2 separate regions of the Mus musculus genome follow, and region 2 is linked to region 1. Evidence: chromatin loops called from intact Hi-C (ENCODE). Cell type or tissue: heart. All regions are shown on one strand. Each heading gives the region's core, and the rest is flanking DNA. Links, peaks and the distances in the headings are about the cores only.

Region 1 (16,184 bases), core at 7,543-12,542:
TAGAAAGAAGTTTGGCACTACCTTCATTCATTAAACACTAGTAGGTTCACCCTTAATGCCCATGACTTCCCCCACTCACGTGTTGTTTTTTAAATTGGGTTTATGATAGCAGACATGTAAGTTGGGACTCTGAGAATCTATGCACACATCTGTAAGCCCTGTGCTACTAAGCTGAGAAGGGAGGCATAAGTAAAAGCCTGTTGTAAATGGCAGGTGACAATGAAGAGATCCTGTCTAGAAACAAGGTGAAAGGTGATAAGCTGACACTCGAACTTGTCCTTTGACCTCCACAAGCATGTCATACGTCACGGTGTATGTGCATGTGAACACACACACACACACACACACACACACACACACACATGCACTCATGCACACCCCCCCACACACACACAGAGTCAGAAAAAAAAATCTACATGGTTTGTGTAAAGAAAAGTAATTTCCCTTCAAAAAGTCTTTCAGATGACAATGAAGACAATCAAAATTTTAAAATAGATATCATATTGTTACAGAACTTGTAGTTGTCATTGATTCCATTCAAGCATAAAACAATGTGGCCGCGTGTTCTCTACATAAGCAAAAGTGTCAGATGATGCTATGTGCACACTTGTGCACTCTCTGTGTGTATTGCTTTGAAAAGATAACATCAATGCCCAAGTTTTGTTTGTAACACAATGAGTCTTTTAAACTAATATTTTTAGGGTCTCTTTTTTCTACCCAGTGTTCTCCTATTTTTTTTATCAGCATTACTTTTGACTTTTTCTTCTGCTTTCTCTCCTAAACACCTCTAATTCTACAGTGACCCTCTCTCCTTCAGTAAGACTGCTCCGCGCTTAATGAAATTGTTACAAGAATTTGTCTTGTAATAATTGTGAATCAATTATGAAGGCTGAGTATTCACAGTAGTTGTAAGTGGACAAGCTGTACATGAAGCCTTGGTATAGTCCAGCCTGTGTCTGAATTCTAATGCAGAAAGATTAGCCAGATACATCCAGGTCCAGGGAGTAGCTCTCTCCTAGCCAGGTCTCTGTTTGTTTTTAGGCCTTCAGTGGGCTGGATGAGGCCCACCTTCGAATGAGCATCTGCTTTCCCTAGTGTATGGGTTCTAATGTGAGTCCAGTGAATACTTTCCCAGGCACACTAACTACTGGATGGCCCCTACTCCAGTCAAATGGACACATAACATTAACTGGACACTTGGTTCCAATAATTGTTATCAATTTGGTCACAATAATGTAAAACAAAGTCAACCCAAGAGGAAAAAAAAAACAGAAAACAGAGAAAGTAGCATAGAATCTTAGGAAGGGAAGGAGGGAGAATTGAAAAGAGAGACAGAAGGAAAGAGGGAGAAAAAACCCAAGGTAACATAATAACTTGACATATATCAGTTGTCATTTCAAAGGTGAATGTGTCTGAATTAAAATTAAGTTTTCCCAAATAAGACTAAAAACATGCTCAATATGCTGTGTTCAAGGGTACATCTAAAACACAGGCGATAAGGGGACCAATATTTGTAAGGTGAATGTTAAAGGAATGAACTTAATGATTTCTGAAAGCGTAGGTTTCAATGACCAAAACATTAAATGGTTAAAAGAGGAGTGTTTTTTTATGCTTTTTATTACTATGCAATAATTGTAGACTTTCATGCACTAGCTAGCATGACTGCTTAAGAGATACCACAGCTTTGAAAACACAGTAGAGAGTATCTCAGGCTTGACAGAAAGCATCCACTTACCATTGAGCTTCCACAGCCTCTTGATTGGCATACACACACACACACCCCCCCCCACACACACACACACTAATTGGCCAGTGTTCTGTTGATGTTGGTCAAGAGGAATGTGGTGGTGCATCTTCCTAGCCCAGGCCCCAGGAAACTGAGCGGACAGGATACCCAGCTCAGATTCCTTGTCACCCGGTCTCTGAGCAGTTATGGGACTCTGCGTCTGTCTTCCTGCCTTGTCGAAATATTAAATTAAATGTATCTGAGAACTTTCTGGTCCTCCGGTTTCTCCAAACCTTGGGTTCCTTTTCCTGAGTACCCGCAGGCTTGGAAGTGTAATTTATACTGCATAAGTTTCCACATTAGGCTGTGGGAATGGTCAGGCTTTCTTACCTTTCCCCAATCTTTATGATTGCTCCAGGAATCCTTGACTTAACAATTCAAACCTATGAAACCCAGCATGACCTTGACTGACCAATCAAAATGGCTTATCTTTGTGACCCTGGTATTGGCTACAAATGAACAGAATATTAAAGTTAGTCAAAGTTCTCATTATCTTTATTTGAATGTTAGCAGAATATAAAGTGTTTCTCAGTTTCCATGACTAATAAAACCCAAGGAGTCCAGCTCTATACTGCCTAGAGTTGTCTTGTTCCCTGGACAGGAAGCCTCCTGAGGAAGGACGATAGAAGCAAGCGAGACCAAGACATTGTCAGTATCATTTGGATCCCTAGATCCAACCAGGGCCAAGTGTCACATTTTGTAGATCACAGTTCAACAAGGATTGACTCGCGTTAACTTGTTCATTTAATGCAGTACATTAGTTAGAACTGAGTTTGTGTTATTTACAATAAAGTATTTCTAAAAAATTGTTTTTCAGTTGGTTAATTCCACAGCTGTAGAAACTGGGTATAAAGAGGACTAACTATATATTATTAAAATTCCTGGAGAGAATTTTTATTCCCTGCTTGATGAATTACTATGTTGGTCTATGTGTAAAAATGGCATTTATACTGAACACATGGATTTTTTCATCATTTCCTAAACAACATGGAATAACAAATATTTGCATAGAGTTTATATTCTGTTTGGTTTTGAAAGTAAGTAGTTTGAAAATCATTCAAATTCTACGAGAAGGGCTGTGGGTGTGGCTTAGTTGGTGAAGTGCTTGCCTAGCATGTACAAAGTAGGGGTGGTAATGCACACTTGAAATCCCAGCACTGGGGAAGCAAGAGCAGACAGACCTCACCTCTGGTTCAGCATCATCTCTGATGACAGAGTAGTTCCAAGCCAACCTAGGGTACATGAGAGCCTAATGGAAGGAAGGAAGGAAGGAAGGAAGGAAGGAAGGAAGGAAGGAAGGAAGGAGGGAAGGAAGGAGGAAAGGGGGTAGGAGGGAAGGAAGGAAAGGAGGGAGGAGGGAAGGAGGGAAGGGAGGGAGGAAGGAGGGAAGGGAGGAGGGGAGGGGAGGGAAGGGAGGAGGGAAGGGAAGGAGGAAAAGGAGGAGGAAGGAAGGAATGAAGGAAAGAAAGACAGGAGGAAAGGGAAGGGAGGAGGAAGGGAAGGGAGGACAGGAAGGAAGGAAGAATGGATAAGTGAAGACCCACAGAGGTTTTGTGTGACGACTGATTTACTTTTGTAAAGTCTTGAGTACCTGGCTATCTTGTTATCTGTGGGATCCCAGAGCAACTGCCTGAGGCTACCAAGGGACAGTTGTAATTAAGAATGTGCTAATTGTGCGTAGTCTTTGGAAGGCAATGGGCTAGTAATATAGACCAATGAGATGGCTGAGCAGGTGAAGGCATTTAGTGGTCAAGCCTGAAGGTGAAATTCCAGCACCAGCATTGGGAAGTGGAGGCAGGAGGATAAGAAGTTCAAGGTCATCCTAAACTTCATAGCGAGTTTCTGTGATATCAGAGAACTTATCTAATAATAAAAAAATTCTCCTATCTCACTCAGAACTGAAAAATATTTCTTTTTTTTTTCCATTTTTTATTAGGTATTTAACTCATTTACATTTCCAATGCTATACCAAAAGTCCCCTATATCCACCCACCCCCACTCCCCTGCCCACCCACTCCCCCTTTTTGGCCCTGGTATTCCCCTGTACTGGGGCATATAAAGTTTGCAAGTCCAATGGGCCTCTCTTTCCAGTGATGGCCGACTAGGCCATCTTTTGATATATATGCAGCTAGAGTCAAGAGCTCCGGGGTACTGGTTAGCTCATAATGTTGTTCCACCTATAGGGTTGCAGATCCCTTTAGCTCCTTGGCTACTTTCTCTAGCTCCTCCATTGGGAGCCCTATGATCCATCCATTAGCTGACTGTGAGCATCCACTTCTGTGTTTGCTGGGCCCCGGCATAGTCTCACAAGAGACAGCTACATCTGCGTCCTTTCAATAAAATCTTGCTAGTGTATGCAATGGTGTCAGCGTTTGGATGCTGATTATGGGGTGGATCCCTGGCTATGGCAGTCTCTACATGGTCCATCCTTTCATCTCAGCTCCAAACTCCGTCTCTGTAACTCCTTCCATGGGTGTTTTGTTCCCAAATCTAAGGAGGGGCATAGTGTCCACACTTCAGTCTTCATTCTCCTTGAGTTTCATGTGTTTAGCAAATTATATCTTATATCTTGGGTATCCTAGGTTTGGGGCTAATATCCACTTATCAGTGAATACATATTGTGTGAGTTTCTTTGTGAATGTGTTACCTCACTCAGGATGATGCCCTCCAGGTCCATCCATTTGGCTAGGAATTTCATAAATTCATTCTTTTTAATAGCTGAGTAGTACTCCATTGTGTAGATGTACCACATTTTCTGTATCCATTCCTCTGTTGAGGGGCATCTAGGTTCTTTCCAGCTTCTGGCTATTATAAATAAGGCTGCTATGAACATAGTGGAGCATGTGTCCTTCTTACCTGTTGGGGCATCTTCTGGATATATGCCCAGGAGAGGTATTGCTGGATCCTCCGGTAGTACTATGTCCAGTTTTCTGAGGAACCGCCAGACTGATTTCCAGAGTGGTTGTACAAGCCTGCACTCCCACCAACAATGGAGGAGTGTTCCTCTTTCTCCACATCCTCGCCAGCATCTGCTGTCACCTGAATTTTTGATCTTAGCCATTCTGACTGGTGTGAGGTGGAATCTCAGGGTTGTTTTGATTTGCATTTCCCTGATGATTAAGGATGTTGAACATTTTTTCAAGTGCTTCTCTGCCATTCGGTATTCCTCAGGTGAGAATTCTTTGTTCAGTTCTGAGCCCCATTTTTTAATGGGGTTATTTGATTTTCTGAAGTCCACCTTCTTGAGTTCTTTATATATGTTGGATATTAGTCCCCTATCTGATTTAGGATAGGTAAAGATCCTTTCCCAATCTGTTGGTGGTCTTTTTGTCTTATTGACGGTGTCTTTTGCCTTGCAGAAACTTTGGAGTTTCATTAGGTCCCATTTGTCGATTCTCGATCTTACAGCACAAGCCATTGCTGTTCTGTTCAGGAATTTTTCCCCTGTGCCCATATCTTCAAGGCTTTTCCCCACTTTCTCCTCTATAAGTTTCAGTGTCTCTGGTTTTATGTGAAGTTCCTTGATCCACTTAGATTTGACCTTAGTACAAGGAGATAAGTATGGATCGATTCGCATTCTTCTACACGATAACAACCAGTTGTGCCAGCACCAATTGTTGAAAATGCTGTCTTTCTTCCACTGGATGGTTTTAGCTCCCTTGTCGAAGATCAAGTGACCATAGGTGTGTGGGTTCATTTCTGGATCTTCAATTCTATTCCATTGGTCTACTTGTCTGTCTCTATACCAGTACCATGCAGTTTTTATCACAATTGCTCTAGAAAAATATTTCTAAGATTAGAAACAGAGTGTGTGTGGATTGGGGAGGAGTCAGGTGGGAGGATATTACCCTTGGTGTTCTGGGAAGAGCCCTTAGGTCCTGACCCATAAACACAGTTCTGAGGAATGGTCTCTGCCTAAAACGGGAAAGACTAACAGATCCAGACTGATACTATAGTGGAAAGTGCCTGGAGTACCCTCACCTACGGGGATGTGATGTTCAATGCATGAAGACTAGATTCGTTGACAGATGTCTTAGCAGGTGCCCATGGGAGTGGCTGACAGATATCCAGCGTCTCACCATGGCGCTCTATAAATCACACTGTTTAAAACAAAGATGGGAACCTAAAGTTTAATAGCGACTTGAAATGGATATGAAGTTAATTTGCAGGAAAAGGAAAACTGGATTGTACTTATGCTATATTTGAATTTGTGGCTGAAATGCAAATTTATTGTGCATCTTACCAACTCTGGAGTGTGTTTGAAGAAGCCCGGGGATGTACAACTTTACCTTTCAGCCCCCTTCTTCCCAGCTCCAGTCTTTCTCTATGCAATGGAAGCCCTTGGGACTTGCTAGGTGTTAATTTATGCACTTTCGGGAATAAATACATGATTTTCTAGATTTCAGGGGGATTTTGATAGGACATTGATGTCTTCACCACACTCTTGCTCCATTTGCTCTGGGTGTTTTTCTCTCAGAACCTGGGAGAACTTTTCTTCGCTTATGTAGAATTCTATACTCTAAACCAGCTTAAAAGATCACTTATTATATTGCCACAATTTTGTTGGGGGCTGAATCCAATGGCACACCCTCAGAATCTTTTCTTTTTTTATTTCTTTGGTAAAACCGACAAGTAGGTATGTAGGGAACACTGGGTCAAAGCCATGCATCTCAAAAGAGAAAAGGAAAGCACATGGACAATTCAAATGAGGTTAAATGTCTGTTCACAGAAAATATTTACTAAATATACACATTTTCCTCTTAAACATATGTGCTTTTGTCTAAAGCTTCCAGGCCTCCCTCTTACTCTTGGCTGGAGTGCAGTGGGGGTGTTCCTATGGGATTGAGAGATACACACATGCTCCTCCATTCTAAACACAGATGAAGGTGGTAAAGTTCTAAGTGGAAATCGAGTTGTAGCATCTTCCCATCTGCTTTGGTGTGGTCCATTTGGCTCTGTACAGAGTGTGGAAGAAGCTGACACCATGTTTAGTGAGAACTCAACCTCGAATTTGGCAAGAAGCTTTCTAAGTTTGCTTAACTATTGCTAGTTTAATAAGACATCTGTGGTCACAGCAATTCTAATGACAAGTTGAGGAGAAACATCTTAGGCTGGTCTTACCTGCTTCCGAAAGCTCCCTCCCCCAGAGGGGAATCTCTCTGTCATTTCCTCCTTGTTACAAACGCTGAGCTGTTTTATCTTCATAACAGTGCGCTTGTGTTTCCATGAAAATGTATTATCTCATTTAACTTCTTCTCAGCTCGATCTTCCAAATATTTACACCGTCATAGCATTTTCTCTCCTATTCAGCCATTCACGGGTATGAATGTTGGAATTATTGCTCAAGTTTGTTCTAGATTCTGTCCACCTGAGCCGAAACAGCCATATCAAGTCATGAAACACATGGCCTCGTGCAAGTCATAGCTGATTTTCAGTTTTAGCAATATAGCCTTAGTCTCCTAAAAACAAAGGAACACACCGAATATTTAAAAATTTCCTACATAACATATAGTAGATATGTATAAATACAATAGGTATAAATATTTCAAAATAACACACTTAAACTTTGGAATCTGAATAACTGGTTGGATTATTAATATTTTCCCATCTGTCAAGTAAAAATGTTAAATTATCTCTTGGTGTCCGGTCTCCCCCTTTAAGCTCTATATTTTGCTTTTGAAACCTTAGTATAAATAGAATTTGGTGGATTTTTTTGAAAGTCACTAGGGTCGAAAACTTGTATTATTTTCTGGGAAAAAAATTTATAGTGGGGCATCTGTTCTTTAGAATTTTGAGTCATTCTGAACCATGCATGAATCATGACTTGCTCATTTTTAGCTCATTTTAGGGGAAGAATTGGCAAGGTGCAACAAAGGGAGACGTTACGTTAGAAGAAATTTTGGTTTCTAAGGTATTGAGACTGTTTCCAATAATAATATTACTTTTATAGGAAAGTGAGGCTTTTAATCTACATATCTGAAAGCTTTGAGCATATAAGTACACATGTACATGATGATACTTTTAAAATCAAGAAAATTTTATTCTAATTGTTCATAGTTTTAATCAGTGAAATGTGAATATTTTACTGCATAGAAGACCCATTAATAATAACACAATAGTTTTATTTTACAATGAGTATGGACCTGGGGCTAGCTTGACAAGAAACATCACATTTGCAGTATTTATTCTGTTTGTAACATGTCTATCTTAGGGTTACTAACTCAAGCAGACCAAGAACCTGGAGGCAGGAGCTGATGCAGAAGCCGTGGAGGGATGCCGCTTACTAGCTTGCTCCTTGTGGCTTGCTCAGCCTGCTTTCTATGGAACCCAGGACCACCAGCCCCAGATGGAACCGCCCTCCCACATCAATCACTAATTAAGAGAATGCTGTACAATCTTGCCTAAAGTCAGGTTTTACAGAAGAAAAAATTTTTTTCAATTGAGAATCCCTTGTCTCTGATGACTCAAGCCTGTGTCAAACTGACACACAACCAGCCAGTACAATGTGGTTCCTATGACACCATGGCTAGAAAGAAACACTTTACCCCTGCCCCCTTTAGAAAAGATTTATTTACTTCACTATTTTATGTGTATGAGGGTTTTGTCTGCATGCATGTATACCCACCACATGGGTGTGTGATCCCCGAGCAGGTCAGAAGAGGACATCAAATCCACTTGAACTGGAGTTACAGATGGTTGCGAGCTGCCATGTGTTTCTGGGAATCCAACCAGAGTCCTCTGTAAGAGCAGCACATGCAAGGGCTGGAGAGATGGCTCAGCGGGTAAGCGTTCTGACTGCTCTTCCGAAGGTCCTGAGTTCAAATCCCAGCAACCACATGGTGGCTCACACACCACCCATAATGAGATCTGATGCCCTCTTCTGGTGCATCTGAAGTCAGCTACAGTGTACTTATGTATAATAATAAATAAATCTTTGGTCCGGAGCGAGCAAGGACTGAGTGAGAGCGAGCAAGGACTGAGTGAGAGCGGAGTTGGTCAGACTGGAGCAAGCAGAGGTCCTAAAAATTCAATTCCCAACAACCACAGGAAGGCTTACAACCAGCTACAGTGTACTCATATACATAAAATAAATAAATAAATCTTTAAATTAAAAAGAGCAGCATGTGCTCTCCTCTGCTGAGCTAAGAGTTGTTTCAGGTCCAAGAATGGCTGCATTTTTGATCACTTCCCTGACAGATTTGTCTGAGATCTCTTCCCAGGTATTTATGGTAAGTGCCTTTAAAATGTGCTTCTTTTTTCCTATGAGAAAAGTAAGGTAATTAAAATTAGAACTTTCAGGGGGTGGCCAGGAAACAACTGTGCCAGGACAAAGATTTCTCCTTAGGGGAATGAGTTAAGAAAAGGAAGTATTATTTACTAAGTGTTCCCACTCTGCAGATGGCAAGCCTCTGACAAGTATGTGTGAAGCCAGTTGTTTGTGGATACATTTCCATGGTTATACTTTAGTCATCCATACCACAACAAGAGTCTAGGTCTCTCCTTGTGACTCTCTCCCTCCCTCCCTCCCTCCCTCCCTCCCTCCCTCCCTCCCTCCCTCCCTCCCTCCCTCCCTCCCTCCCTCTCTCTCTCTCTCTCTCTCTCTCTCTCTCTGCAAACGGCAGTGACTTCTGCATATCCCTGAAAGTTGATATCTTCTGATGGCTTCCCTGTGTCACCTGGCTTCCGGCTCTGCATCTGACTTTTTCCTAAGAACCTGTGCTTTGATCCAGTTCTGCAAGCTACAATATATGCTGCCCCCTCCTGGTATTGTTTGAAGAGGTGAGCTCTGCTTAATGAAATTTATTCAGATGCTATTTGTGAATATGCTTTTCAGATATTTGCTCTCCGTTCCTGTTTGTACTCATCCAGTTAAGGGTCACTGGAAAGTCCAATCTGATGGAATTTGAAACTCGCTGGTGATTTTGTTGTCATTTTAATATGCTGCTAGAACACTAGCTGATGCACACGAGAGAAGAGAGAGAGAGAGAGAGAGAGACAGAGAGAGAGAGACAGAGAGAGACAGAGACAGAGAGAGACAGAGACAGAGAGAGACAGACAGAGAGAGACAGAGAGAGACAGACAGAGACAGAGAGAGAGAGACAGAGAGACAGAGAGAGACAGAGAGACAGAGAGAGACAGAGAGACAGAGAGAGACAGAGACGGAGAGAGACAGAGAGAGAGAGACTACTTTTTTGATGCAGACAAAAGCCCTGTCATCCATACAGCCATGCTATGTTCAAATTTGGTGAAAAGTTTGCTGATTCATTACTGTGCATATTTGTTTTAATTTTAATTAAAATGATCTAACTCCATTCACAAACTATGCCATGTGTATGAACACTTTTAAAACTTTCTTACTAGCTCACACAAAATAGACCAATGTCACTTCACTGGGTGAAGTTGCCAGTTGTTTTCAAAATGTAAAGGTCTGAACTGCAGAGTTCCTAGGAAAGTACATCAAGAAAAAAAAAGGCAAGGAACATGGTTGATTTCTTTTGAATTGTAAATACGGGAAATTCTTTTTAATTCTTATGCCTGCTGTTCTCTTGGGAGGGAGAAGAGTCAAAAACTAGGGTGGCCCAGAATGGGGTCCTTTGGAGCTTTAGTTATCACTGAGTGATAAGGCCTGGCATACAATACACTTAGAAATGTCAGTATGGATAATGCGTTTCTAGCCTTCTTTAATGTCTGAGTCTTCAGTTTAACATATGAAATGGTGTTTGAACTTATGCATGGATACAGACATTGTGGTAAGCATATATGTACTTTGTATAAGGTATTGACCAGAGTCTAGATCAGAGACCAGCATCTGTAGCCTCAGCAAGGAGTGTGTGAGGAATGTTGAATTCCCTATTGCTGTTTAGCTAAACTGATACAGCACCAAACACCCCCTAAATATTTAAGCTCATCCCGTAAACAAATGCTACTTTTAGCCTTAATTGGAGATGCTTCTCTTTGCAATGAACAGTGGTGAATATAGAAACTCACGGCTGCTCAGGATGCTGAGACTAAATGATCATTCAGGGCTCCACGGTAAGCAAGACACGTGTGTCATGTCTGCTAGGGAGTGACGCAGAGGAAAGGGAGGATGGCTTAAGGATAAGGAAGAGGGCAGTGAAGAAATGTCTTTTGGCCATGACACAACTTTACAACCACCAACTCACAGTATTTGTGTTTCCTTTCACTAGGCCTACAGGAGACTGCACCTGTCACCAGTCAACTATGAATGGGGACCAGCTCACTGGCACCATCTTTACAACCACCAACTCACAGTATTTGTGTTTCCTTTCACTAGGCCTACAGGAGACTGCACCTGTCACCAGTCAACTATGAATGGGGACCAGCTCACTGGCACCATCTTTCTCTGCTAGACTATTGGCTACTGATGGATGTTGGGAGAGGGGAGGCCTATCCTGCATTTGTGTACCCACTGATGAGCATAACCAGGCTCTGATGGGCCCATTGTCACACAGACAACTGTGGTTAAACTTAGTGGGTCACAAAAAAAAAACAAAAACAAAATGAAAAGACAGGAATATGAGAAACAAACTTGTAGGGAGGAGTTGGGTACGTGTTGACAGAGATCAGGAGGGAGGTAATAGCGGATGTGGAATGAGATGAAGCAGATTGTATTAGATACATGTATGACATTCTCAAAAAATTATATATATATAATTTACATGTGTTATATACTATACATAATGTATTACACAAGAAATAACACATATATCATAATATATAAATATACATTATGCACATTATATAATGTATATATTTATTCTTTATATGTAATGTTTATGTATAACACATACATTATAAGTATTATTGTATGTTATGTATTATATTTATATATCTATGTAATTATATATCAATATAATATTATAACACATATAATAATATAAAATATATAATTATATATTGTAGAATTCTATAGTATAATATGTTATTATAATAATGTAATATACAATCCTTGTTATATATAAACTATATATTATAATTATATTTTATCTACTTATATTACATTTTCATGATGTATCAATATATTAATATCAATTATATTGATATATTAGCATAATATCATTGCACTAATATATTAATGTTATATATTAATACACTCTATAATGACATATATTTTTATATATACATATATTAATATAACATATACATATAAGTACGTTATATGATAATTATATATTTTTTCTTTTATTAGATATTTTCTTTATTTACATTTCAAATGTTATCCCCTTCCCCAGTTTCCTCCCTTTTTCTGAAAACCCCTTACCCCATCCTCTCTCCCTCTGTTTCTATGTCGGTGTTTCTCTACCCACCCACTCCCACATCCCTGCCCTCTATTTCCCTACACTGGGGCATCTATCGAGCCTTCATCGGACCAAGGACCTCTCCTTCCATTGATGCATGACAAGGCCATCCTCTGCAACATATGCAGCTGGAGTCATGTGTACTCCTTTGTTGATGGCTTAGTCCCTGGGAGCTCTGTGGGGGGGGGGGGTCTGGTTGGTTGATATTGTTGTTTTTCCTATGGGGTTGCAAACCCTTTCAACTCCTTCAGTCCTTTCTTTAACTCCTCTATTGGGGACCCTTGTGCTCAGTCCAGTGGTTGGCTGCGAGTATCCACCTCTGTATTTGTCAGGCTCTGGCAGGGCCTCTCAGGAGACAGCTATATCAGGCTCCTGTCAGCAAGCACTTCTTGGCATCTACAATAGTGTCTGGTATACGGGATGAATCCCCATGTGGGACAGTCTATGGATGGCCTTTCCTTTAGTCTCTGCTCTATACTTTGTCTCCATATTTGCTCCTGTGAGTATTTTGTTCTCCTTCTAAGAAGGACCGAAACATCCACCCTTTGGTCTTCCTTTTTATTGAGCTTCATGTGGTCTGTGAATTGTATCTTGGTTATTTGGAGCTTTTGGGCTAATATCCACTTATCAGTGAGTGCATACCATGTGTGTTCTTTTGCAATTGGGTTACCTCACTCAGGATGATATTTTCTAGTTCTATCCATTTGCCTAAGAATTTCATGAATTCATCATTTTTAATAGCTGAGTAGTATCCCATTGTGTAAATGTACCACATTTTCTGTATCTATTCTTCGTTTGAGAGGTATCTGGGTTCTTTCCAGCTCCTGGCTATTATAAATAAGGCTGCTATGAACATAGTGGAGCATGTGTCCTTCTTACCGGTTGGAACATCTTCTGGATATATGCCCAGGAGTTGTATAGCTGGGTCCTCAGGTAGTACTATGTCCAATTTTATGAGGAACCGCCAGACTGATTTCCAGAGTTGTACCAGCTTGCAATCCCACCAGCCGTGGAGGAGTGTTCCTCTTTCTTCACATCCTCACTAGCATCTGCTATCACTTGAGTTTTTGATTTTAGCCATTCTGACTGGTATGAGGTGGAATCTCAGGGTTGTTTTGATTTGTATTTCCCTGATGACTAAGGATGTTGAACATTTCTTTAGGTGCTTCTCGGCCATTTAATATTCCTCAGTTGAGAATTCTTTGTTTAGCCCTGTACCCCATTTTTAATAGGGTTATTTGATTCTCTGGAGTCTAACCTCTTGAGTTCTTTGCATATACTGGATATTAGCCCTCTATTGGATGGATGATTGGTAAAGATCTTTTCCCAATTTATTGGTTGCCTTTCTGTCCTATTGACAGTGTCCTTTGCCTTACAGAAGCTTTGCAATTTTATGAGGTCCCATTTGTTGATTCTCCATCTTACAGCACAAGCCATTGCTATTCTGTTCAGGAATTTTTCCCCTGTGCCCATATGTTTGAGGCTCTTCCCCACTTTCTCCCCTTGCGTACACATCCGTGACTGGGAGGTACAGTCTTAAGTTAGCTTAGGCACCACTGTTATTTCCACACCGCCCTGGGACCTGTTGTCTGAGATTTGTTTCTCTGAGTGAAGTTATTCTATGGCCGACCACACTTGGTGCTACTTTCTGATTAAGCTTATGCAAAACCAGAGTTTTTCGCATCCTGGTTTCCTTTTTTTCTATTCTAAGCATTGCTCAAGCTTAAACACTATGTGAATTCCCATTCCCGAGCTGTGAATCAGGGGGCTTTTTTTTATATGAGAAACTCCCCTTAAGGACAATTTGATTGGGATTTTAAAAAGAGGCTCCACCCAACAGCCAAAGGAAAGAGATACCAAGACTTACACCCAAACGTTAGATGGAGTTGGGGGAAAGATTGAGGGACCTGAAGAGGACAGGGACTCCACAGAAAGATCAACAGGGCCAACTAACCTGGACCCTTGGGGGCTTTCGGAAACAGAATCACCAACCAGAGAGCGAGGACAGGCTGGACCTAGGCATCCTGGCACATATGTAGCAGATGAGCAACTTGATCTTTATGAGGGTCCCCCAAACACTTGCAGCAGGGGGACCTGTCCCTGAGTCTGTTGCATGTCTGCCTGTGGATTCCACACACCTTATCTGGCCTCAGTGGGAGAGGATGTGCCAAGTCCTGAAGCAACTTCATGTGTGTGTGGGAGGGGTTGACACAGGGTATGAGGGAGGGGCTCCCCCTTCTCTCAAAAGAGAAGCAGAAGGGGAACGGGGTAGACTTGGGTGAGGGGGTACTGGGAGGATAGGAAGGGCTGGTATAGGGTTGTAAAGGGAATAAATAAATAAATTTTAAAAATAATTGGTTGGTTATTCAAATGTTGCATATGCTGCTTTCTTATTTAAAAGAATGCAGTTTGGCATGTGCGCCCCGGACTGCCTTTAAGAAAGACTTCCTGCCACTTTGTAACCACTGGCGAAAGAGAAAGTAATTACCTGGTGTCAGTCAGTTCTGTCTTAAAAGAAATGTTTTTCTGAGACCAATCTAGTGTAAATTTATGGAAGGGACTGGATCTCTCCCTCATTTGTTTATTTATCTAATCTGTCTGTCTGTCTATAAAGTAGGTATCTTCCAGGTCACCTTCAGCAAACAGTCACTTTGGCCACATCCTCCCCTGCAGATGAGCCCAGCTCTGCCTCCTTAGAGAGGAGACGGCAAGAAAAGAAAACACACTGGCCTCCCAGAGCAGTCTTAACTGGTACTCACCACTGTGTGTAGAAATTGCTAGAAGGGTGTGAATGAAGTGGTGAAGACTTGGACTTTGGATTTACACAAACATAGCTGGATGTCACGGCTATAGATCATTTAGATGGTTTTCTAAGTTAATAGTGACACTATTCAGGTAGCAGTTCAATGAGGAGTCAGTTCTGCTCTGGAGCCTGAGAGCTCCCTAAGCACAAAGACTTATCTTGAAGGAGCACAGCCGCCTGGCGTAGAAGAGCACCAGCCCACAGAATCTATCCCACAGAAGCCTGCTGTTATCTTTCTGATCACTTATTTACTGTTTCACTGTTTCCTTTCTCATGAGAACGGACCTAGCACGGATGATTCAGTGTTCCCACTGTCTACATGCCTGCGCCTGGCATGGTGACTTGCAGGTGGTAAATGCTCCATGCAGGTATGTGCCCGGATAAAATAGTGTCTGGTTAGCAGCTCAGCAAGCAAGCCACACTCTTGATCTCTACACTTCATCCTCTGAGTACCCTTGTACTGTAATAACAACCAACAGTGCCAGAAGTGCTCCGAGGGCTCTCCTCTGTAAACACATCTGATGGCTTTTTACCACCGGGCAATGTTTGTTTTTTGTTTGTATGCTAATGCTTATTTTTGCGTGTATTGTACACATGTGTGGGCATGCAGACCATGGATGGAGGCCACAGGTTGATGCCACCTGCCTTCCTCCATCACTTCTCCATCTTAGTTTTGAGACAGGCTCTCTCCAGAACTCATCAATGTGGCTTGGGTGGCTTGCTGATGATAGGTTTCTGCCTACCAGCACTTGTGTTCCAGATGTATGCTGCCATGCCTGGCCTTTTAAAGTAGGTTTTCATAATATAGGTTCTGGGGATCCAAGTTCAGATCCTCATGTTGACACAGCAAGCACTTTACTGAAAACCTTTTTTCTGCTTCTCTTTTAATTAGCATAGGAAGTAATATTCACTATATTCATATTCGTTATGACATTTTCATTATAATATGTTTTACTTTCGGTCTCCCTGGCTTGTCCCTTTCAACCTTTATGTCATACGTGTCTTAACACCCTCCTTCCCTTCCTAAACCCTCTTCTTCCCCTTTCATGGTTCCCTTTCTAGTTTCATGACAATAGTCATATTCAAACACATACATGAATATACACACAGCATACCAAAGTTAAAGACTAGGCTCTACATCAGAGAGAGTATGTCTTAATATTTGTCTTTCTGACTCTGTTACCTGGATTAACATCATATTTTACAGAACCATCCATTTTCCTACAAATTCCATTCATTTTTCTTTATGACTAAAAAAAAATCATACTGCATACAA
Region 2 (16,184 bases), core at 6,233-11,232, 110 kb before region 1:
GGGCTGGAGCTGGGGATGCAGAAAGCAGACAGTGGAATACTGACAGCGAGCTGGCCCTAGAGTCATTCTTTGAAAAGACTTCCCTAAAACTTCCAGGGGGATTTAGGTCAAGATCACAAGTACGCCTTTACCTCCAGAAGCAGGCAGCCAGCCAAGGAGATGTTGTCGTACTCCACGGCCAGGTGCAGCGCTGTGCGCCCAGACTTCTGCTCCTGAGCATTGACTTCTGCCCCGGCAGCCACCAGCAGCAGCAGACATGGCAGGCTATTGCTCATCACAGCTATGTGGATGGCATTTAGACCTAAGGCCGAACAAAGGCAGAGATGTGGGTGAGACTGACAGAGCTGGGCTGCGGGGAGGAGGGACACCACCAGGTCGCAGCACTTCCGGTTTCTGTTCAGGGCGTGCTTCAAAGCCTCAGACGGTCCACTGTTCTACTTTCAGAAGCCACAAGCTCCCACTGTGTTCTCGGGAGACACTGAGCTACTATGTAAACGTTCTCCACACACACACACACACACACACACACACACACACACACACACGATGCTTTATAAAGACTAATGTTTGCTCGGGCTTGCTTTTCCACTTACTAAGCAATACTCACAAATACTCTTTAAGGGCGTTTGCTGTAATAAACAGCAGAAATAACCACAAGATATGACAAACTCCAGCTGGCTGAGGAGAGTATTCATGGTGAAAGTCATGTCAGATGCATTTGTCAAATGCCAAGCCCTTATGCTGCAGCCGAGAGGGGACGGTTAGCCAGCAAGGCGACTGCTCTTACCTTCCCCATTGGGGTGGTCGATAAGGGGCGCTGCTTTTCTGCTCTTGAGCAGGATGCTGAGGATTCTGTCGTGTCCTTCTTTGGCAGCTAGGTGCAGGACAGAGTTGCCCCAGCGGTCCAGAAGGCTCAGGTCAGCCCCAACCCTCAGCAAATCCTCTACTACATCTTCCTGCTTGGTGATCACGGCCAAGTGCAGAGGTGTCTACACAGAGAAGGAGAGGGAGAGCCATTGCTTAGGGATGTCTGTAGCCCCTGGCTTCAGGCTACGTTATGGAGTCATACTGTAGGGACATTTGTCACTCAAGGAGCTTCCTGTTCTGCATGCCAGGCTCAAAGGCCCACGGAGAGAACCAGCATTCAACAGTCGGGGTTATGGGATACGTTTGCTACATGATTTTTTTTAACTCTTGTAGAAGAAAATTTAATTTCTCTGAATTTCTGATAGGTATCTATCTATAGCTGGTAATTCTATACATTTGCAAATCGAACCAATGCTGTGTTTTTAACAACAAAACATAAATAGACTATTAAAAGAAAGCAATCAAGAAAGATGTCATCCTTCCACAATGGTCTGGAAGTACATAGGCTAAACCAGAACACACTGCTGCAGGCTGGCTTCAAGAGACGCACAGATACAAGCTCCACTGTAATACTATCACAGGTGCTACCAGATCCTCAGGGCATAGTTAGCCAATACAGCACTCTCCCTAAGAAAGTTCAGGCAGAAAACAATCCCAGGCACTGTGCATAATAGGCTCTGGGAGGTCTTTCTGACTACCCTGACCTCAAAGCTGTGCTTCCATGGTTGTAAGTAGGACGCATGGAAAACTGTTTTCAGAAACAAGTGGGGCTAACCCAATCACAAAAGTGTCTGTCAAAAAGCTGAGATCACTGGTAGAGAGTAGCACCAACTCTCAATGCCAGCCAGTCTGTGTTGTAGGCGCTTTACACTGAAGCCCAGGCTGTGTAGTGAGGACTTGCCCGACCTCCCATTCAGGGAGTTCTTCCTGCTGGGAAGCAGTGGCTGGTGGGCCACCAACACCCAAGGGTTACATTTTACACACGCATAAAATGCGTGCCTCAAGGAATCCCTAGAATCCATCTGTGGAGCTCAGGGCTCACACTGCCCTTGAAACCCACTTGTGGCACCCATGGGTACAGTGCAGGTGCTCACTGCAGTGCACAGCCTGTGGACAGTGAGCAGCTAGTTAGGGGACATGACAGCATTCTCTTCAGGAGCAATGAGAACAAACCAGCTGTCTATGAAACTAAAGGATAAACAGCGTGAAGACCCAAGACAGGGACACAGTACAATGCTACATACACATCCACAAGCACATGGATTGACCATTCATTCATTCATTCATTCACTCTGCTTAGAAACAGTCTTGCTTTCTGCCCAGGCTACATTGGAACATCTATATTCAAGGACTCTTCCTGCCTTAGCTACCTGAATAACAGGAACTAAAACACAATACCACCATGTTCAGCTTAGGAAAAAAAAAATCTTACAGAGCTATCCATGCATATGAGTACATACAAATATTGAGATCTGATTAGAATCTGTTGCAATTCCTAATTGTATTATTGTGTTAAGTAGGATGTAACTGCTGGGGGAACTTAGGAGGTAAGCGTCTGGTTCAATCTCAGGAAATATACAGGTCCTCTCAGTTGAATTTTGCAAAAATTATGAATTGAGAAAGTATTTTAAATCGAAACTTAAAGGGAAAGGCTGATGTGGGATAGGAAATGTATGTATAAAACCGTGTGGAGTGCATGTGAGCACACTAAAGAATACATGTCTTCCCAGAGCAGCTGTCTGTAGCCAACACTGGAAGAGCACTCTTCCTGTATACATGCAACAGTCACATCTGGAAATAGGGAGCTGTCGGATCTCCCTATGCCTCCAGAGCTGGCTCCACTGTGCTGCCCAAAGGGCAGGACCCACTCTCCCATACACTACAGCCTGTGAGTGAGGGGCAGGGCCAGTTCTCCTGCTCTCACACCCTCAGGGCTGCTCACTGTGCTCCCTCCACGAGGGTCCTCTCTACTCTGCAGCACAGGCTAGATGCAAGGCCTGCTCTCGAAAGCCTGTGAAGGACAGGGCTAGCTCACCCCCTTGCATGACCCCAGGCCAGCTCTCCTGACTGCCTGCACAGGTAGTGAGAGGCGAGGTGGAGGAAGGCATCACCCCTGCACCCAGGCTACCTCATAGCAGACAAGTGGCAGATTGCATTTTTAACCATCACAAGTATAAGAATAAACTGAAGAAGAGGAAGTTGCTACTTCCCAATCCTCTTTGCAAAACCTGCTTCCCTCGGCTGCTGGAGGTTGGATTCAGGAAGCCCTGCTGGCTGTTGGTGATAGGATCTGCGGAAGCAGGCTCTATTGTGTGCGACCCAGCTCTTTGTGGATGGAACCTCTCCCCTGAGCTCAAGGCAAAGCTGCTCTGATTTGGAGCCCTCAGACCTTTCTCCCCAGTTTTTCCCACCTTGGCTTCACTCAGTTAATGGGCACAAACATTCCCTGCCATACCAGCTTCTTAGCCTCAAGGACATAGACAGGCAGCGTTTGTGATTCTCATAACTTTTGGGTTTCTTTGTTTGGCTTTGTGGAGTTGTTTTGCTTTGTTTTGTTTGAGAGAGGGTCTTCCTGTGTTTGAGGCTGGCCCAGAACTTGCTGTGTAGCCCAGATTGACATGAAGCTGTCAGTCCTCCTGTGTCTTCTTGGGTGTTAGAAATACAAATGTGTGCCCCACACCCAGCTTGGGAACTAGTTTCTTTTTAATTTGGAGGGTTTTTTTTCTTTGCTTGTTTGGTTTTGTGTTGTTGTTGTTCTTGTTGTTTAAACAAGACCCTATAATATAATACAGACAAAATTGGAACCCACTGTACAGGCCAGAATGGCCCAAAACTCACAACAATCCTCCTGCCTCAGACTCCTCTGGGCTGGAATTATAGATATGCACCATCATGCATGACATAATAACTATTCTTGGCAGAAAAGTATACAGTTCTCTAAGTAATTTGGATTATTTGTAAATTATCTCAAACATTCTCCCCAAACATCTTCCACTAACCATAGTACATTTCTGTGACCATCTGTCACTATCAGATCCCTGTTGGAACCCACCCACTCTCTAGACTAGCCCAAGTGTGAGTCTTTAAACTGCGTTCTCTTCTTGCATTCTCCGGCATGTGACACAGCCTTTTATGTCGTTAGTTCTCAGGCTCTCACTTTTGCCACATGTTTGTTATTATTGTAAATTCAGTATAAGCATAATCTTGAAATAACATAAAAGCTTATACTTTGGGGAACTCAGAATTACCGTGTCACAGAGAACCAAACACTCATTGCAAGTGAAGATGTGTGGACAGAGGGATACACTGTGGGATGCCCGGTGACACACTATCGCTCCCACATCGAGATGTTCTCTATGCTTTTTTTGTTTTTGTCTTTCCTGTTACTTGAGTGTTTATTTTGTGGGAGGGAGGCTGCAAGGGCAGAGGGCAGATATGAGGGGACAGGGAGATGAGTGGGACTGGGGTGCATGATGCCTAGTCTACAAAGTGAGTGCCAGGACAGCCAGGGCTACACAGAGAAACCCTGTCTCGAAAACCCAAAAAAAAAAAAAAAAAAAAAAAAAAAAAAGATGCAAAACTCACAGAGAATCAATACAAAGTTTTTAAAAAGTGCCATCTGCCTAAAAGTTTGGAGAATTCAACTTTCGGGGCCCAATGACTTTCCAAATACCAATAGTATCCCAAGATGGCATGGAAGCCCGAGGAAGACAGATCTTGAAGAACACATCTAAAATAACACCTTAGCCTAGTCATCTCCCCTGGATAGGAATCACTGCAGACAGAGAAGTGCAGAGTGCTGTGCAGAAAGCAGCTGTGCTCCTCTGAAAACGGAAAAGTCTGAGAGCTACAGGCCAACGAACTAACAGCTTCAGCCTTTTCTTTGGTGTGGGGAGCGAACGAACTCAAGGCTTTAAGCATGTGAGCCACTTCCAGCCTCCAATTCATATTTTCAAAGTAACTTTAAAATATTGTATTAAAAAATAAGAATTTAATGATTTCCTTTAAAATAAAATTTTTTTAGCTCTTTTGTTTTAGTGTGTATGTGCAGTTAGTTTCCTTCCTTTCCTCCCTCCCTCCCTCCCTCCTTTCTTCCTTCCCTCTCTCCTTCCCTTCTTTCCTTCTCTGAGTGTGTGGGTGCAGGGACGTGCATGAGGTCAGAGGGCAACGTGTGTACTGCCCCCTGCCTTGTGCAAGGTTATAAGGCAGGGTCTTTTGTCCCCCCCCCCCCCCCCCCGCATATGCAAGATGCTTGTCTCCTGCCCTGACTGGGGAGGGGGGGGCGGGGGCGGGGTGTGGGGGGGTGTGGTACTAAATCTGGCTGGCGATGGTCTGGGGATCTGAACATGGTCTTCACACTTGTACAGCAGATACTTCGTCCACTGAGTCATCTCTTTGTTTCTTTTTAATTTCTTCTAAAATAATGATTTTTTTTTAAATTAAAAATGAGATAACATGCCAGGCACATGCTTGTCAAGCCTATGATTTGGGAGGCTGAGGTAGGACACTGATGGCTCAGTGCCAGCCTGGGTACGCTAGAGAGAGATCAACAGAGAGAGATACACACACATTGGGGGGGGGGGAGAGACGGAGACAGAATGACAGAGAGAGATTGATAGAGAGAGATACACAGACACAGGGAGAGAAAGAGAGAGACAGAGAGACAGAGAGAGATTGATAGAGAGAGATACACAGACACAGGGAGAGAAAGAGAGAGACAGAGAGACAGAGAGAGATTGATAGAGAGGGATACACACACACACAGAGACAGACAGACAGACAAGAGAGAGACAGAGAGAGACACAGAGGGAGACAGAGAGAAGCATGGATAAGAAGAGATAACAACTTGAATAACTTGTTTTAAAAATGGAGTAACATGGTTGTAGATTGCTGGAAGGGTTTGTGCTCAGCTTTGGGTACAGTCCCAAGCACCAAACCAAACCAAAAAAACCAACAACAACAACAAAAAACATCACAAACAAACAAACAAACAAGTAAGAATTCCACTAGTTCTCATCTCATCTCTTCTAAATAACAAATTATTCACGGTTGCTGGCCACAGTTTTTCAATGAAAGCAATATGACCTGGAAGCAGAGGTCTCAGCATGGGCCTGGCTGTGGGGATCAGAATGACACTCTGGGCAAGAGAGTGCAGAGGAACTTAGAAGCCAACAAGAGGATAAGACCAACAGGCCCAGAGAGAGGGGTAGGGGCACAAAAGGGTTGGAGAGAAATAGAGGTGAGAGAGGAAGGAGCCGTAGAGCAGGCCACCATCCTGGGCCAGGCCACAGCTCCCAGACTGTGTCTGCCAGTGGAGTTTCTGGTTTGCTTTGCCCTACCATCTGCCTCTGTCCTCAGCTCACTGTGCCATCTCCAGGTAGTTTCCTCTGGAGTTTTCGGGGCTCCCTTACCTTCTCACACCTGAGCTGGATGGGACTCTGAGGTGCCTCTTCCTGTTCTTACAGCCTTTCACCTCTCCAGGAGCTGACCTCAGAGCCTTTCTTTGACATACACTTGATCCAGTTGCTGTGCGAATACCCTTCCTTCCGCAGACCTCAAAATTCTTTTTTTTTTTTAATTTGAAAATATTCTTTTTTTCCAATTTTTTATTAGGTATTTTCTTCATTTGCATTTCAAATGCTATCCCGAAAGTCCCCTATACCCTCCTCCCGCCCTGCTCCCCTACCTACCCACTCCTGCTTCTTGGCCCTGGCGTTCCCCTGTACTGGGGCATATAAAGTTTGTAAGACCAAGGGGCCTCTCTTTCCAGTGATGGTCGACTATGCCATTTTCTGCTACATATGCAGCTAGAGACATGAGCTCTGGGGGTATTGGTTAGTTCATATTGTTGTTCCACCTATAGGGTTGCAGACCCCTTCAGCTCCTTGGGTGTTTTCTCTAGCTCCTCCATTTGGAGCCCTGTGATCCATCCAATAGCTGACTGTGAGCATCCACTTGTGTGTTTGCTAGGCCCCAGCATAGCCTCACAAGAAACAGCTATATCAGGGTCCTTTCCGCAAAATCTTGCAGGCATATGCAATAGTGTCTGCGTTTTGTGGCTGATTATGGGATGGATCCCCGGCTGGGACAGTCTCTGGATGGTCCATCCTTTCATCTCAGCTCCAAACTTTGTCTCTGTAACTCTGGCTTTTGAAACTTGGATTTCTTTTTAACATGTCTCTCCTGACAGCTGTGACTTTTTCCCCTCTAAGGTTTGCCCTCAAAACTTTATCAACTCTGACTTCTAGGTCTTAAAGTCTGCCTTTTCTAGAAGATGGTGAATTTCCATGGAGTGTGATTGCCATCAAACCCGTGATCCCAACCCATCTCTCTGTAAAATGACATTCCCAACTAAGGATGCTTTTAAGATGCCACTTCTGAGAAGATGCTGTTTTCCTGTTTCCCATCACTGAGAACAGCTCACGCACGTGTTACTAAGGCAACCTTTTCTCTTCTCGACGGCCTTGTGGTGGCTGCTTACCTGATACAGGTCATTTCTCATGTTGATGATGTCATCAGAGATCAAACCAGATGTGACTTCCAGCAGATCCCTCACAAGCTGAGCGTGGAGGTGGATGATGGCTAAGTGTAAGACACTGGAATGACACACAGTGGCAATAATTAACTGGGGATGTAGCAAGCGACAGAAACAAAAACATGTCAAGAAATGACTGGAGCTGAAGACTAGCTACTATGTGTAGCTTTCCTTGGCCCTACCATGTACTGAATGTACTGATCAGAGGTGACATTATTTCTCTGGAGAACTTCCTCTCCACTGCCTATCGCAGGCTACTACACACTGATCGTGCCCACCTGCCCCCGGAGTGTTAACATCTGACCAGACACATGAAGTGCAAAGGCACCTGCCGGGTCGGAAACCAAATGGCATTAAGCTCCAAGCCAGCTCTGTCTCCATGCCTCTGTCCCTGGCAGCTCTCCCTGGTCTCTCCCTGACATACAAGACCATGAAGAAAGGTAATGCCTAGGCTTAGGAGCAGCTTGGGAAAACTCAGCTGCCGAGCTCTCTTCCTCCGTAACAATGAGAAGTGACTTCTATTTCTAAACAAGGTCTTGTTATTTATCCCTGAGATATTTCACTTAGCAATACTTCTCAGGGAAGATCATGGTGGCCTCTTTAGATGACCCCAGGCCTGTGTTAACTGCAAGTGAAGCACGCACGCTTTGACGAGAAGCACCGCAGCCACACCTCAGGCTCCTGTGGTGCTCCTGATGGGACCCTGACAGGAGGCTTGTGAGAGGTGATGCGGACAGACACACGTCGAGTAAAAGGGCTTCAAAAGCTACTTCAACATTTCCATGTGCAGCTCAGCACTTCACAGAAGCACGTCCCCTCCCCTTCAGATCTTCATACCCCTGGGGGAAGTTCCCCGATACCAGAGGGTTCTATAGTTTCTCTTTATTGTATTTCTATGATGACTAATGGTGACAGGGTCCAGATTATAAGCCAAATATGACAAGATGAATAAAGAAGAGAAACCAGAATAGTCCCTTATGTATACTCCTGAGTGGGTCCTCTGTGTCTCCCAGGTCTCATACCCCTAACCTTACACGGAGCCTGCTTGTTTAAGTCTTGGCTTGACGAGGCTCTGGGTATTGTACCCACTTGGGAATGAAGGCCAGTGTCTCAGCTGCCCCATGAACACCCAGGTCCTTACACACACATTCCTGCATTCCTCTGCACACACTTGCTGGACTGCATGTGCCTGGCATCCCTTTCCACAGCCTCTCCTTCAGACAGCAGCATCTCACTTCCTAATTGCTTAATCCACTCGCCCTCACTACTCATGAATTTCGCCAGTCCTTAAAGATGACCCTTGGAGCACCGGTGTCCTGCTCTGGTTATCTGCTCTGTTTTGTGGTTATTTGCTATTGAATGCTAACTGGATGATTTCCTTCTAAAGGCGCCTTCTGTTATTCAGAGCTTTTTTCACAGAAGGTCGTCTGGGTTCCTCTTGTACTGTGTAGGATAAGACCAGCGGTTATACCACATCCTTAGTTACACTGCAAGTGACGAGGACAAAGGTCCTTGTACGAAACCCCTGAGGTTGGCATTCTCCTAAAGCGCTTTGTTTTTAAACTGAGACTCAGCACACAGCACTCCAGAATGCTTCCACAGCAAAGGGCTTCTTTTCAGTGTTAACGCTATTTTAGGATCACTTAGATAAAGCACTTGAATCTCAAGACTGCTGTCTCTGGCTATATTTATAGGCTTTTAGATCATTTCAGAAGTCTCAATGGAAGGACTAAGAGAACCATTTAGGAAGGAGCCAGGTAGCTATGTGCACAGAACCTCAGGAAGAGACAGCAGGCATGGCATCTGGAATGTCAGACTCCCACACAGCCTGGCCTGGAGCTGAGGCAGAGCCTGACCCACTCACATCCTCGTGACCCTTAACAGAGGCCACAGAGAAGCAGCTAGTAGCTAGGAGAGAATGGCATTTCCTCTTAGTTACTCTACTAATGTTGTTCTTACCTGGCTTTCTTGGGTACACTATGACAATAACACTTCAGGGACTTTGCAGGGCTGTCAATAATTTTCTCAATTACTATTTTAGTACACAAAGCAGGGGTGTAAAATTAGCATGATTACACACATCTGAGCCTTCTTGCCTAGGGAGACAGCATACTCGAGGTCTTGTCAGATGAGGGCAGCTCCCTTTCAAAGGCAGTTTGTGGGGGCAGTATCCTTGCCTTTCCCCGTCCTGAAACAGAGCTTGCTGTGCAACAGTCCCCACTCAACTCACCTGTCCCCATTCTCATCCTGCACGGCGGTGAGATGGCGTTGCACGGCCAGCAACATCTTCACATCCCCCGTCACTGCGTAGTCGAAAAGGGCGTTGGCGTGTCGCCTGGCGAGCTGCAGAGCCTTCTCAAGAAAGAGGTTATCTGCAAGGTAATGCCCACAAGCACAGCTGAGTGTCATTTGCTCGCCCCGCGTGTGCGGCATGGCACACCATTTTAGCTGAAAATGCTCCTTTTGCTGCCTCTGGATTGTGTTGACTAGAACAAGCACAATCGGGCATTTCGGGCATTGTCTCACTGACAGATAATACAGTTAAGAGGTTGATTTTAAAGTGTCTGTGAGGAACAATCTAGAAACATCTGCTATTTTGAGAAGAACAATCAGTGTCTATGATTGAAGGGGAGCAACCAATCTCAGGGTACTTGGCTTTTGCCATAATTTTAAATAGCCAATCACTTTACAAACAAAGTCTCTTCTGGAATCCTGTCTGAGTCAAAGTGAGGAAACACACCCTTGGGTGCCAGGCAGTCTCAGAAACCCCAGGGGTTTTGGAAATTTTATTATCTTAAGGTCAAGGGACAGCAGACTAACCTCAACCCAAATGGGCAAATCTACCCTGTTTCCATATGGCTCTGTACACATATACTGTGCATCTCAGAAGAAGTATTTTAAAAACAGAAAAAAGGGAAAAAAATATGTGATAGTAACCATGTGTACGGCCACTATGTGTAAATAGTTACTATCTCTTTACAGATGGCGTCTGATCGAGAATCATGACTCATATGCCAATGAGGCCTGCTCAGATGGAACGTTCCCTTTCAATTCTACTTCTTCAAGGAGGACAAGAGAATAAAGGAAAACTCCCATTTTCAGGCAAACGTCTTCAGTGTGGCAGCTGAGCCGGCTGCTGGGAGGGAGGTGCGCGAAGGACATGGAGACTTGTTACCTGGGCCAGGGACAAAGTGAGTTGCCTCTTCTCATACCCAGAACTGCACAGACTAGGCAATGTACATGCAAGTTTCTGCACTTTATAATCAGAGCTGAGGCTGCAAAGATGACTGGATCCACAGGACGCCTCTCTTGCAGGGCACAGGGCACGGTGCAGAGCACTCAGAGGAGATGCTGACTCATCAGCTTTAGATTAACAGGAAGGAAACCTGTCTTCTGGAGACAGCTTCCTGTACCTAGAATTGCCCCTACCCAGCTGTCCCTGGAAGCCCTTGTGGGCTTGCTCACCTACCCTGAAACCCCACCCCAGCTGTCCCTGGAAGCCCTCGTGGGCTTGCTCACCTACCCTGAAACCCCACCCTAGCTGTCCCTGGAAGCCCTCGTGGGCAAGCTCACCTACCCTGAAATCCCATGTCCTGCTCCTTGTCTTCCATGGTGGATGCCAAGGCGATGGGTTCCGTCTTGGTGCAGGCCATGGGCAGGCTGGGCCCTTCACCTTCAGTTTCCTTCTCAGGGAGAGTCAGACTCTCCTCGTCATCACTCTTGGCACAATCTTTAGGGCCATTTTTAAATTTGGTGTTTATGGTGCCTAGGGAAAAAAACGTAGAAAATCTATTAAGCTATAGCTCACTGTCTCAACATAGGGCAGAAAAAAGGAAAATAGGAAGAAGGCTTATCTGCAGGAAATGGAAAACTATAAATGTTTATAACACAAATAATATGTTCTGGACATAGTTTATATTTCCTTCTCTATTTACTTTTTGAGACAGGGTCTTGCTGTGTAGCTTTGGTTGGCCTTAAACTCACAAAAAGTGCTGGGATTAAAGGTGTGTACCAAAAAAACCTGGGATGTTTCGGAAATACTTTAAATATTCAGAAACAATTTAAAAGCCTGCCTTCCCAAAACTCATTCTGTAGCCAGCTGTAGTGAGCTCCACCCACAATGTCCCAGAAGGTCAAGGTTACACAGTGATATTCTCTCTCTCTCTCTCTCTCTCAAACAAAACCAAACAGAAACAAGGCATGGATCTCATTTTGTTTATCTGTGAAGAAGAAAAATGAGATAAAGTTCTGTGCGCTGATAGCCAGTTGGAAAGTTCTCGAAAGCAGTTATTTTCTTTCCTAATCCTGAGTGGCAAGGGAAAGGGAGCCGAGCAGAGCTCATTTCCATTCTGTGTGGCCAGGAGGGCTCTAGGGCACCATCACTAGACTGACTGTGGTTGCTGTAGGAACCTCGTTATGTGACAGAGTGACAGTAAGACTCCTGGGCAAACCTGGAGCAAAACCCAATCCTGCTACAGTGTCTTCTGAAAGTCAAGTTTCTGAACCTCACCTCTGTCCAGAAGGTGCCAAGCCTAGCACTGGCCTTGCACAGGGGTCATGAGGTTATAGGTAATGGAAAGAATAGTTCTATTTTATGGGATGAATGGTTACCCGATTATAGGATAAACGACAATGCCAGTTAAAAATCTTTAAAAAAGATTACAGTGATGTACGCATCTGGCATGAATTGGCATTATATATGGAAAGACTTTATAGAATAATTTCCATGGTACAGAAGAATGCAGCTTTATATAAACCACGAGCAGCCTGTAGCCACAGCTACTCAGAGGATGCCCAAGAGTGGAAAAGGCCAACCCTACAAAATGAAAACTGATTTCAGAAGGATAGGACTTGGGGTAAAGGGACAGATGTGAAGGTGGTATTTGTGTGTTTGCGTAGTCAAGTCTCATCTTTTGTCTAGAGCCTCTGTCCTGCTTCCACACAATGTGATGAGCAAATACGTGTCAGGGGTGTCCCTTATGCTGTCCTAGAATAACCTGAGAATATTAATTTATTGGAAAGTAATTTTCCAAAGCTTTTAGAGATGATCCTGTTGCCCGAGCAGTGCTCTGGGTATTCCGATCCGACTTACCATGGGTGACCCCTGCGTTGGATTTCGTGACTCCGGGATGGAATGTAATCCCACCGTAGGGAGGAAATCCGTAGTTCGAGTAGCCATACCCTGAACCAGCAATGAGACAAAGGGAACATCAGGGAGATTGTTAACAGTATGGGGACCCACTCAGGGAGGCAGGCTGTGGCATGGGGAGGCACAAGCCTACACAGGCTGGCTCTGCCCGAGAGTTAGCAGAATCACTGTGGGAAACAGACAGCTGAACAAACAGGCAGTGCCCAGACTAGCAGCTTGGAGGACTTAAGGCTGAGCAGGTCCCTTTCTTCCAGGTGAAGGGAAAAGCTAACGGTAAGTACTCACACCAAGACTTAGACCTACAGAAAAAATAGTTAAATATGAAGACCCCTGGTGAGAAGAACCCAATACGTAATATAATGATACTTTAGTGGAGAAATGAATGATAAATTTAGAGGGGCAGCCAGCACTTAGCACTACACTCTCTGACATTTAAAGCATTTACATGTTATCTGGAATAAAGAAAGGCCATGCTCAGCACAGTTATTTTACACAGGAGACAGGAAACAGCATTCAAGTCACTTACGCTACAGGTGTGAGTCATTAAACAGCACACTTATGCTGCTATAAGAACTGTATTTCCATTGAAATGCTTAAGCTAGCTAGATCTGAGGCAAAAGCAGCGTTACTCAGCATCCACAAGCATGATGCAACGATGCTTAAAAACTGAGTGTAACTAGATGGCTGGAAATCCACGCACGGGGATCATAGCCGGACCCGAGAGGAACACATAAATACTGACTGTGCCGTATGCGTGGCAGTTAGGAGCAGTAGTTTACACACCATTGAAGTGCTTCCCTGGCATGATTTTCTGTGACTCAGTTTGTTTACAGTACAGTGTCTCCAGCCCACAGTATGCTGTGTAGGCATATTATACCCATCTACCATGCGGTGGGTATGATAGTTGTTTTAATATTTTCTCAGAATAATAGACTAACTGCTTCTCCAAAAGCAAAGGGGAGGGGGAGGAGGGAAACACTCAAAAATGATTTGAGAAAGGTTTTCTTCCAGAAACCCTTCAGTTGACTTTTTTCTTACACTTTTCGGGACTAGACACATATTATCCTGAAAGAGAACGTCCGAGACCCCCAGTGTATCCCTAAAACTGCAGATGCATACAGACCTGGGTAAAGTTCACAACGTAAAAAGACAGAAGGAGACCAAGAACACAGAGTAATAGGGCAGTCACAACAGCAGACTGTGAAGACAGTTTTGTGTGTGTGGTCTCTCTCTGTCAACACAATGGTAATATTTTTAGACTCAAGCTGACCGCGTGTAACTGAAACCACAGAAAGTGAAACTTGATGGGTGGGTGGGTGGGGAGTGGCTGTGCCTTGAGTTGGACATACATTTCTTTGAGAACAAAAATTCTTTTACATCTGTAGGAAATTTTCCATTAATTGAAATCTAATAATTAGTAATGACACCATCACTCCATGGGCAGACATGTTTGGCAACCTGGGAAAGAAAACTACCCCCTCCTCTTCATGAAAGGCTTTAGATAGAAGAGATGTTTCTCGTACCTGGGCCAGGGCTTCCGGTACTCCCTCCGCCACCGCCACTACCGAACATGCCTCCACCACCGGCTCCCGCTCCACTGCCGCCACCGAAGCTGTCCGAGAAGTTCGGCATAAGCTTCTGGCGTTTCCTTTGCACTTCCTCTTTGTCTGTATTTACAGGAAGGGAAACCAGGGGGGAAAGACTGATCGGGTTCCACCAGCAGCCGCAGAGAGACGATTGATTCTCATGATATTTTTAAATGCATTAAAGGGAAATAACAGGCACCCGAGGAGGAAGCATGGTTTTTATTCCAATGGACGAGAAGACCAAGAGCACGCCTCAGAGACCACAGTGCGGCACACACCCAACTCTCCTGAGCGCCCCCTCCTAAGTTCCCAGTGCTAACAAGATGGTGAGAGATCTCATTGCTTCTCAAGATTCAGATAACCCAAAGATACACATATTTTTTTCTTTTTAAAGCACTTTTACTTCTTTATTTTGAGATAGGGTCTCACCATGTAACTCTAGCTGCCTGGAACTCACTATGTAGACTAGCTTGGTTTTGAACAAGACTCAAAACTGCCTTTGCCTCGTGAACACTAGGATTAGAGGTGTGCACCACCACACCCAGCTAACGTTCAGAACAGTTGTCCTTGTTCACCTAAGACAACTATAATAACCAGCTTACATTTATTCCGTACATACACTGAGCAAGGTGCTGGGATGGACAGAAACATAACACACATCTCTGCTGTCAAGGACCGTCAATTTCAAGGCAAAGAGGGATTTAGTGGGATGGATTATGGTGGTATGCATCATACCATCATGTGAAATCACGTGAAAACAGATTTACAGCATGACAAGCCTCTATAAAGGCTAACAACTATGGCCGAAGAACATGATATTCTGGGAAGACACAGGGCTTCTCAGAGGGATAACATGGGTGGGTGCTTTTGATAATAAAGGTTAAAGGAGGACTGGGGTCACCCATGCTGAGGAGCCTCAGGGATAGGAATGTGAGGGACTTGCTGAATGTCTCAGAGAATGACATAGAGGACAGCATTTTAGGAGCTACATCTATCACTGTATACAGGACATCTAGAGTCAAACTCTAAGGAAGACAGTGCAGGCATGAGGCAATGGAGACCGAGTCCTTACTGGTTATTGTGGTAAGAGATATAATGTCGATCCTAGAAACACAGAGAGGGTGTACAGAGATGTTTTGGCTCCTGAGATCTCGGACTCCAAAATAAAGATGGCCTCTGGGACAGTGAGTGACCTCTGGGACAGTGGCCTGCCCAGGTCCAGGTGCTCCGAGACTTATCTTGGTGCTCTTCACAGAGTTCTGTGTTCCTCTTGTCTTTCACTGTCTGTGTTCCTTACTAACCCAGACAGCCCCCCTAATTCTGTTACTGCAATGTGATCGACAGCCATGTGCCCTCAGTTCTGTCATGGCCCGTGTGATCTTCAGCCACCATGTTCTCAGTCCTGTCACTGTGTGGGAGATCTGACATGGTGCTCCTGTTCCTTTGTGGTCTGGGAGTATCCTAGCAGATATTTGTTTGTTTGTTTTCTTTGTCTTTGGGGCTGAGAAGTGAAGGTGGTTTTGTGTTTACATTAAATAGTCAACATGGTGCTTTCTATCCAGGAAATAGGCCAATACTGAACAATCGTCCTGTGTCTGACTGATTAATGCTGGCTTTCATCATGGTCTATGTTCAGAAAGATCCCTACTTCTCTAGTTCTGTGGGTGTTTCCATCACCCCACGGTGTGGCACAAGGACTTTTGGACTATGTTGGACTGTCTACTGCAGCTGATGGGGAAAGCAGGAGAGCATGGTGGACTTTGCCAGTCCCTGGGAAACCAACCCTGGGCACACCAGGATGATTAGGAAGAAAACGGCTTTCGGCCAGAAAGGAGTGAGGCTGAGGTGAAGAGACTGTCTACTTTCTAACTGATGGCTCGGAGAAATATTTATAAAGTTTTCCCACCAGTTATACCAAAACCAATAGCTATATTCATTTAGTCAGTGGATGAACTGTGGATCTCACAGAGAAAATGTTTCCAGTGTAGAAACACGGAACACAACAGGTACCTCAGCCATCCTGTGTGTAGGTGGAGCCTCATTTGTA

The links. Peaks named below come from ENCODE experiments on the same cell type or tissue, not always from the same donor. Only the 100,000 strongest peaks of a DNase experiment are listed, where the experiment ranks them.
Region 2: a loop joins it to region 1, with 2.0 times the contacts of the local background. A loop is called at or near these places in 6 of 42 quality-filtered maps.

What each region holds. Positions count from the first base shown.
Region 1 is chr3:135,704,210-135,720,393 of GRCm38, forward strand. No RefSeq gene overlaps it. Among named protein-coding and RNA genes, the nearest start is that of Nfkb1, 21 kb to the left of the region's middle. In heart, for the core only: a CTCF peak has its summit at 9,560 (motif pointing left); no DNase peak of the experiment used is centred there.
Region 2 is chr3:135,594,078-135,610,261 of GRCm38, forward strand. It overlaps Nfkb1 (nuclear factor of kappa light polypeptide gene enhancer in B cells 1, p105), which reads right to left. Exons shown (of 25, transcript NM_008689.2): 13 at 14,075-14,218; 14 at 12,495-12,584; 15 at 10,980-11,168; 16 at 9,633-9,774; 17 at 7,349-7,463; 18 at 788-989; 19 at 132-301. It overlaps Gm46827 (a long non-coding RNA gene), which reads left to right and starts at 14,347. Exons shown (of 3, transcript XR_001783992.2): 1 at 14,347-16,184. In heart, for the core only: no CTCF peak of the experiment used is centred there; no DNase peak of the experiment used is centred there; H3K27ac peaks cover 3,719 bases.